2 separate regions of the Mus musculus genome follow, and region 2 is linked to region 1. A link is a contact called in ENCODE Hi-C or POLR2A ChIA-PET data. All regions are on one chromosome and are shown on one strand. Each heading gives the region's core, a stretch centred on a gene start or an enhancer-like site at or near the end of the contact. The rest is flanking DNA. Distances are from core to core; before and after follow the strand shown.

Region 1 (4,140 bases), core at 1,022-3,521:
GGCACTGCACAAGAAGATGCACTGTCTCTGGAACAGGGAGGAGCAGAGAGCTGCCTCTTTGAATTTTAATTTCTAGTGTAAATGAAGCCTGTAACAACGCCTACCTGACAGTGTTGTTATAAGGTTGACAATATGCAAATTGTTTTTCTCTTGTGTGTGTGTGTGTGTGTGTGTGTGTGTGTGTGTGTGTGTGCGTGTGTTAGAGGTAAGGAGGGATTGCTGAGACAGGATCTCAGATAGCCTAAGATGCTTTCAAACTCTTGATGTAGCTAATAGTGACTTTGAACTTCTCATCCTCCTGCCTCCACCACTACAGTGCTGGATTACAGGTTCGTGTCACTAGGCCAACAAGCCTGGCTTGTGCGGTGCTGAGGACCAATCACAGGGCATGGTGCATGTTAGGAAGGCATTCTGTTACCCATACTATGTCCTTAGTCCTGTATACATATTCAAAATGTGCCTAAACCAGTGTCTGGAAATAGCAAACACTACGTCGAAGTGTTAACTTTTGCTTTACGTTGTGGGAGCCAGCTAGATTCTATGGTAGGATATAAAGCCTGCTGTGCTGACTTCCAATCTGGGGACTTAAACCCTGCCAAACCCTCTCAGTGTCATGGTTAGGACTATCGTCTTGTCTCCCTTACATCCAAGCCAGAAGTTCCATCTCCATGTCCTGTCTGACAGCAGCTGACTGGCCAAGGATTACTCAGAGACTAAGGGCATGTTCCAGCAGCCTTCATTTCTCACTAGGGAAGGTTGACTGACTCACCTACAAGAGACAATAGCAACTAGGAACAGCTTCTCAGGGGCCGGCAAGGTAGAGATTTGTGGGAGCTTTGCTAGGCTCTTCAGTTGCTTCTACTGAGGCATTTATCACCTCTCAGATTAGACTTCATAGCTTGAGTAACTCCTCTTCTTGCCACTAGGGACCAAAGGAGGGAGTCTAGATAGAGGTGGCTTCTTTGTCTCACGGTAATACTAGAACACACACAGGACAGGCATCTTTATTCAGCCCCATTGAGGGTGAGAGGGAAACCAGATTCAAGCCTTCCAGGGTATGTTAAAAAAAATAAAAAATAAAACAAAAACAAAACAAAACAAAACCAGAAAGGACTTGTCCGATTCCAGGAATTCTTGGCTGGAAGGGCTCTTGGTTTCAAATTTGCTTGAGTCTTTTCCTGACCAAGCTGCAGGTTGCTTTGCTCACTTCAACGGTATTGTTACATAAACAAGTAAGCTGTCTGCTTGCTACAGGCGGTCAGGTTTTCCATCCGAGGTTTGGCTAATCAGGATATATGGGCGGATACAAGCTTAGGATTCTTAAATCTCCTAAACCTCGCAGCTGTGTTCCCTGTTTCCACTAAACGCTAGAGTTTAAGATTTAGGGAATTATGCAAAACAGGCTTGCAGTGCCGGGTGGGGCTTAAGTGTGTGTGTATGGGGGCAGGGAGTGTCCCCCGCCCTCCAGTGTTGCCTGGTGCCCCCCCCCCTTTATTTGAGGGTAGAGTAGAACCCTTGAAAACGCAGGAGTAAATTCACAGGAGACTGAGCAAGTGGTTGAAGACATTGATCGGGCCTCAGCCCCAGGACTATGCTTTTTCTTAAAATAACTTTTTGAGAGTTGAGTGCAAAAATACGCGAACAGCACAGCCTCTGTGTGCGTTTATAGATAACTGCTTAATGCAGAGCTCCTTCACACATCTAGCCTACAAGACACTCAGCAGCTCACAGTCCAACCAGTCTTCCAAAATTCTACCATGGTGCATTAAAACCTAAAACTGTGCAAGGAAATGCCCTGCAATATATGCAATATACCTTGTAAAAAGTTGCCTATTGTAGTACAAGTACACCCTCTGCTTAGGCAGAATATTACCCCTCTTTCGATGCTAGAAAAATCCCCCCCCCAGCAGCTTTGTTTAGCACACTCAAAATTTTATTAAAAACAGTTTTCAAACGTAGCTTCATAAAACTAGACACCAGCAAACCTTGGTCGAGGGATGGAAAATAAATCGTATATCTTTAACCCGCAGAAGTTAAAGTCTTTTTTTTTTTTTTTTTTTTTTTTGTTAGCTAACAATGGAAACTTTTTTTTTAAGTGTTTCCCTCCCTCGGTTTGCCAAGCAATAGAAAAAAAAAAAAAAAAGAAGAAAAGAAAAACTTGTTCCGCTGAGTTCAACCCCAGACAGGCTCACAACTTCCTTCCTGCTTTCCTCCCCCAAGCCCCCGCCTCTCTGCCTCCTCCCTCAACCCCCAACTTTTTTTTTTTTTTTTAAATCTTACATTGAACAAACACTGAAGTAGCAGGGAGCAGACGCTGACAGCGGTAGTGTCTCCAACCAAGCACAGAGCAACGCAGGGTCGGCCTGGCGGTGTCCCCTCCGGGATCGCCTAGTCCCTGCGCCGGTACATTCAGCTTCGTTGCACCCCACTTTTTCCGTCTTCCATAAGTTGTTGCGGAAACCCTTTGGGAGCTTTTTTATTTTTTTAAAAAAACTTTAAGCCACTTGGTCTGTACGAGCCCGGAGTCCCCGGGGCATGTCGCCTGCACGGGACCTGGAAGTCTGAGCAATTGCAGGTAAGCGTGGCGGCTCCTTCCTGGCCCTCGTCTCTGAACCCTCTTTCCGCTCCATCTGTGCTGGGGTTCCTCTGGGTGTTCCGGGGTCCGAGCACAGCACGGAGGTGAGGGCTAGAACGACGGAGAAGGGAGGCTGATTTGGGACGGTAGCGTGGCGTGGCCTTGGGGGCAGAGGAGGCGATTCGACTTTCCCATCGCCTTCCGGGCCGCTGCGCCGCCACCACCTCCCCGGCGCGCTGCGGGCGTCTGGGGCTCGGCTTGCCCGGCGGCTCCCCTGGCGCCAGGCGAGGCTGCCCGGGATGCGCGAGGCCCTGCCCTCGGCCGGCCGCGCTGCTCCGGGGCTTAGCTTGCGGGACCCCGAAGGGCTGCAAATTCTCAGGCCTGCACAATTAGAAGGCCTCCGGGCTGCAACTGTGCAAGCAAGCCCAGAGTTCCTCCGAGGGGTGTGGGTCCCGGAGGGGGCAGCTGGGTCCTCGCTAACAGGATGCGCGCAGGGCTGAGTAGCTGCGGACATGCATCCCCTCTCCCAAACACACACACACACACACACACACACACACACACACACACACTCGCTGCAGGGTCTGAGGGGACAGTAGGGAGCCACCAGGATTGATTCCAGTGCTGGATACTGCAGAGTTTGCTCCCTGGCGCGCACGCGTGCCCACATTCACAAAACACACTTGTTTGGAGACAGACAGACATCAAGGCTAGTGCTGAAAAGTGCCTGGACTGCCCCACCCCCACCCACCCCCGCGCTCTTCCCGGCCTTTCATAGGCCGAGAGGCATAGCCCCAGACCAGGATCAGAAAGAAAACGGTGGGCACACAAGTCCCCTTCCAGGTCTCGGCTCCAGCAGCGGTTTGGGGAAGGCAGGTCCGGGTCAGGTTCCCTGTGACTTGGCCTCTGATGTCCTGAGAGGGTGGAGCAGGGTTGCCTGTCATCCTCGATAGCCGGTGTTTGCTCTGGCCAAGGAAACCTGGCCAGTCTCGAGGAGGGAACCAGCGAGTTGCACCTCCTCCCTCGGCCATCCGCGTGGCTACCGAGACTAATTTCAGAATTTGGGATTCTAGGTGTTCTTGGAGTGTATCACAAGCTGGGGGAGGTGGACCACCGCCGGAAAATACCAATAGAGGCCATATCGAGGCGGCCCGGCTTGCCTCCTCACTGAGCATCACAACTCCTGTAGGCTAGACATCCAGGGGCACCCCGTCCCCAGCAGATTGGGGTCCCGGGGCTCCCTTTGCTCTCTGCTTTCTGCGGGTGGGCTCTCTCCACCCCACCCCCTTGATGCCTTCGGGAATTCTGACTTTTCTCCTTGTGTCTCCACAGCCGCGAAATCGTTTATGGAGCTTGGGGCGGGGGCCGAGCCCGCGATTTTGCCCTGTGCCCGCCGCCTAGGCCATGCTGCTCCATCAGCGCGCAGAGCTACGGCCGCCGGGCCTCCGGGACTAAGCCGAGAGCCGCGGGAGGAGGAGGCGCCGGCGGTGGAGCGGGACGGAGAGCCGCGGCGGCGGGCGGACCCTGTACTATGGCTGTGTACTGCTATGCCCTCAATAGCCTGG
Region 2 (4,105 bases), core at 442-2,941, 35 kb after region 1:
AGACTTTCTCTTATAAAAGACTCTTGTGGCCGTGGGCCCCGCAGTGTGGAGTACCCATCACTTACTGTGTAAGTAGTTGGTGATTTCAGAAACAGGCCTGGCTGTCGGCTTGCCAGATGATGCGCTGCTTAACCTCACGTATAAACCTCCTTCCTCTGTCGTTGTTATCTCAAGGGCCTTTGTCACATCACTTCGCTCATTTCCCTAGTGAGAAACCGTGACACACTCCAGAAGGGCAGCTCCTATGGCTGCCTGCTCGGTTTTTTTCACAGCGAGCCAGGAAAAGGTGAGTCACGTTCCTCTCCAGTCTCGTTCACCTTCACCAGTAGCGCACACACAGTTAATACAGGAAATACGCATTGCAGCGTACACAAGAAACTGTCAGCGACCAGTTGTGTCGGCAGCGGCTAGCCTAGATTATATAATGTTTTAAGAGATAAGTCACGTTAGTGCTTTTGTGGCCATGTATAATTACATTGGAGAACTAATTTACTGAGTTAATAATTAGTAATGTGACTTTATGGCATGCTAACCATTCTGAAGTACTTGTCCTGTTAGCATTTATTGCTAATTAGTAGAGTAGCCCCATTTTCATTACTGAGAAGGTACACTGCTTTCAGTTTGCGACTGCATTATTAAAGTCTAAATAGACAAGCAAACGGTACTTAGACATGGGTCCTATGAGATCTGGGGAATAGAAGTTTCAGGACTACGGTACTAAATGCAGAAATCCATGGCCTTTGTAAGCTGTCAGTGGAGTAAGACAGTGTAGCACCCTGAGAAATGAAGATTTTAAAAAAACAAAAAACAGAAACAGCAGTCCTGGCCCCAAAAGTTGTTGAATCTGGCCACTTAAAAAGCAAAAAGAAGATGTAAGTCTTTGAGAGTTAAGGGCTTACATTGTCCCTTGCAATTGTCCCAAAAGTCCCTATGGTGATGCACATCTATAATCCATTCCAGTCCTTAGGTAAGGCAGGAGGATCACCAGTTTGAGACTAGCCTGGGCTATACACGCTGTCTCATTAAGAAAAAAAGAAAGGAGAAAGAAAGAAAGAAAGAAAGAAAGAAAGAAAGAAAGAAAGAAAGAAAGAAAGAAAAGGAAAAATGGGCGTGGCTCAGTGACAGAGCCCTTTCCTAATATGCACAAGTCCCCTTCAATCCCCAGCCCCTCAAAAAAATACGAAAGTACTGTACCTATTCTATAAATAGGAATATCCAAACACAAGCACATCCATTCTCCTAACACCAGCGGAAGTGGCCGCGATGGGACAGTTATTTCCCACAACATGGTGCAAGGGCTGTGCTCTGTTCCTCCCACTTAGAGAGCAGGCACCCAGAGTGCCATAGAGCGGGTCAGGCCCCCTGTTGCCTAGGTAACGGGCCGCCTCCACATCACGTGACCGCTGCGCATGCACGGCGGCGGCAGCGGTGGCACTCTTCCCCTACAGGGCGACTGGCTTGCGGACCTGGCTGCGCTGCTGGCAAATGGCATCTGCAGTGCCCACCCTGTATGAGCATATCTGGGTCTTGATTCCTTTTCCCCCTGAGCTCGGCAACTCAAGCCGGCTTGGGCTAGGGTAAAAGGGCCTTAGATGTATCGGTTAATTTACCTATGTCTGTAAATATGGAGCGAGAAATGTAGGCTAGCCTCAAGGGCCCCTGCGCAGAGCGCCTTTGTTTTTGCAAAGCTCAGCACTTCACCCCAGGATGCTGGCACTCCGCCCTTCTCGTGCGTGGGCGCCAGGACTATGCGTGCAGTCAGATTTTCTAGCAATATCTCAACTGTTTCTTTTCTTCTTCTTCTTTTTTTTTTTTTTTTTTCGTTCACCCACTCAGACATTCCCCGTTTTTTCGTCGTAATCACTTTCTCTCATTTAAACATACACACTTAGGCTTTGGCAAACAAAGTGGAATCTCCAGACCCGTTAGACCTCAGTGTTTTAGCTACAGAAACACAGAGCACATTTGGTTTAGATATCTTACTGTTACAGAAATAAATCACTATCTTCAGGTTACACTAACTCAGAGATTTCTTCCATAGGGTTAGTATAGATTAATCTATTGCAGGGAAAGATGAATAATTAGAAAGGAATAACAATCGAATTCCTACTTCCATAAGGTTAGGACAAGACCGGAAAGCAGGGCTCTAGACTGGCAAAGCGGGAAAGATACGAGTGATTGGTCCTTGTTACCACCTGCCCGGTGTGTTCAGTGGTTCTTGGAGCTGAATCATTGAATCGTAAGATTAGGTGATTGAATTAAGTCTAGGCTTTTACTATGCCGGTTCGGTCAATCCAGCCCTCTCTGAAGATATAAGGCCAGCGCTTTGCGACAGCTGTACTGAGGTCCCACAAGGAATATGGACAGTCCAGCAGAAAGGATTTTTTTTTTTTTTTGATCTTGTAGCCCTGCAGCAGGAGCAGCCATGAGCTCATAAACTGATCTTTCTCTTGAGAGAGCAGTTGCCCGGCACAACATGGAACAAATGTTACCTCTCTGTCTCTGCCTTCTTTCAGCCAAGCATTTCCTGCCTTTGCTGGTATTCTCTCTGTGTGTGCATGGGGCTTAGATGGGTCCTTCTGATCAGGGAGCCGTTGGCGAACAGGAACTGGCTGATGCTTCTGACTTCAGCAGAATTAGGCCACCACGATGTGGTGAGGAGCCAGGAGGTTTCACTTGCTCTGTTCACAATCAGGTGGATGGGGGTGAGTGAGTGTCTCTGAGATGTGCTTTTTTTTTCCAAGCCTGGTTAGGGGTTGGCTTTAGGAACACTCTTCTCACCCCACCCTGCCTTTTTGACAGTTTGCCGAGCGAGCGCTGTGGATCTTTAAAGAGAAAGAGGCGAGGAAGGTCAAGTTTTTAAAGTAGATCTGTTAGCAAGAAGTGTAAACACACGGAGCCCCACAAACATTCTTGGTTGGGGTTTTATAGCTGTGATACACCTCCCAGGAGGACCCGACCTTACATGGCAGGGACTCTCCCTTGGATACACAGCCCAGCTGGCTTTTGATCATGGCACCAAAAGTGTTCGAGGTTCTTGGGCGTGGAATAATGTAACGTGAGCAGTAGTATCCTTAGACTCCTGGGACAGAGGAAGACATTTTGTCTGAGTTTAGATCCACAGAACTGTTTTTGGATTGCCTGCTGGATGGTTACTTCCTGCCAGGGTTGATGCCCTAGGTTGGAGTCTGAAGGCAGGCTGTGAGTGCTAGAAGCCCATAGACCGTGGCAAGGTGCCTGGGTCTCTTGCATTAACTGCCTCTCTCATGGCTACTGCCTTCTCTTCTAAGCTACTGCTCCATCTTGCAAGAGTCCAAGCTGGTATTCCTGGGGCAGTCAAGCATTTATGGGAAGAAGAAAGCTAAGGTCACAGGCCAAGTTTTCCCTCCCAGCCTAGCCAATCAGTGATAGAATTTTAGGCAAGAGATTTATCTTCCTTGAAAGCTCCTCCCGTGGGGACTGGGTGCTGCATATGGCCTTGCATATGTGGTGCAAGTCTCTGGAGACTTTCCCAGTAAGGCCTATACGAAAAGGCTGCAGGGAAAGATAATGGAGAATAACAGATATATGGTGGTGGTCTGAATGCTGTGGATATTTTAGCTTATTTAATTCTCAAAATGACCCCATGAAGTAAGTGCTTATTAATGTATCTCTCTTGCTGTAGACAAGGAAAACGAGACACAGGCTGGATAACTTAAATGTGGGGGGAAACTCTGGTTTGAACACAGGCTGTCTGGAGGCAAGCCAATCTCTTAGCTGAGTTCCCTACCCCTTTGGTATAGGCAACGGTCTCAGCAGTTTGGGATTGGGAGGGGCTGCTGCAAACACCCCCAGGGATGATTCTCTGAGCCACGGCCTGAGTTTCTGCTGCCCCAGGCTGGCACCCTTCCTTTTCTCTGTCACAGGGCTGTGGCAGGGGGCTCCTGCTCCTACCATCCTGCCAACTAAGCAAATGGCCACTGAGTATTTTCCTCTTGGCTGACACTGTGTCCTCCTCCTTGGCCTAACAGGCCCTTATTATCAGCATGTTAAAAAGCCAGGGTTGTTTCCTTATGGGGGGGGGGGGTAGGAGGAGGCCAGAGGGCCACGGAGAGTTCAAGGCACC

Evidence for each region. Hi-C counts contacts between places; a loop is a spot of excess contacts on that map. ChIA-PET counts read pairs that join two places held with the same protein, here RNA polymerase II (POLR2A).
Region 2: a map of heart shows a loop between it and region 1 (5-fold over the local background). The contact joins the enhancer-like site here to the promoter of Itpkb in region 1. A Hi-C loop is called at or near these places in 12 of 37 maps with a recorded cell type or tissue (CH12.LX, T-helper 17 cell, heart and 1 more). POLR2A ChIA-PET finds 5 or more read pairs at or near these places in 2 of 5 experiments (Patski and embryonic stem cell).

What each region holds. Positions count from the first base shown.
Region 1 is chr1:180,328,205-180,332,344 of GRCm38, forward strand. Itpkb (inositol 1,4,5-trisphosphate 3-kinase B) reads left to right here and starts at 2,272. Exons shown (of 8, transcript NM_001081175.1): 1 at 2,272-2,575; 2 at 3,908-4,140. The coding sequence starts at 4,107. It also overlaps the pseudogene Gm5069.
Region 2 is chr1:180,363,959-180,368,063 of GRCm38, forward strand. The region is part of intron 2 of Itpkb (inositol 1,4,5-trisphosphate 3-kinase B); the gene reads left to right. Among named protein-coding and RNA genes, the nearest start is that of Itpkb, 36 kb to the left of the region's middle. Within about 2 kb of position 1,692, at least 3 of the 3 ENCODE cell types and tissues checked have a DNase peak (open chromatin) inside an H3K27ac peak, as active enhancers do; they include heart and left cerebral cortex, where a contact is called at or near this core.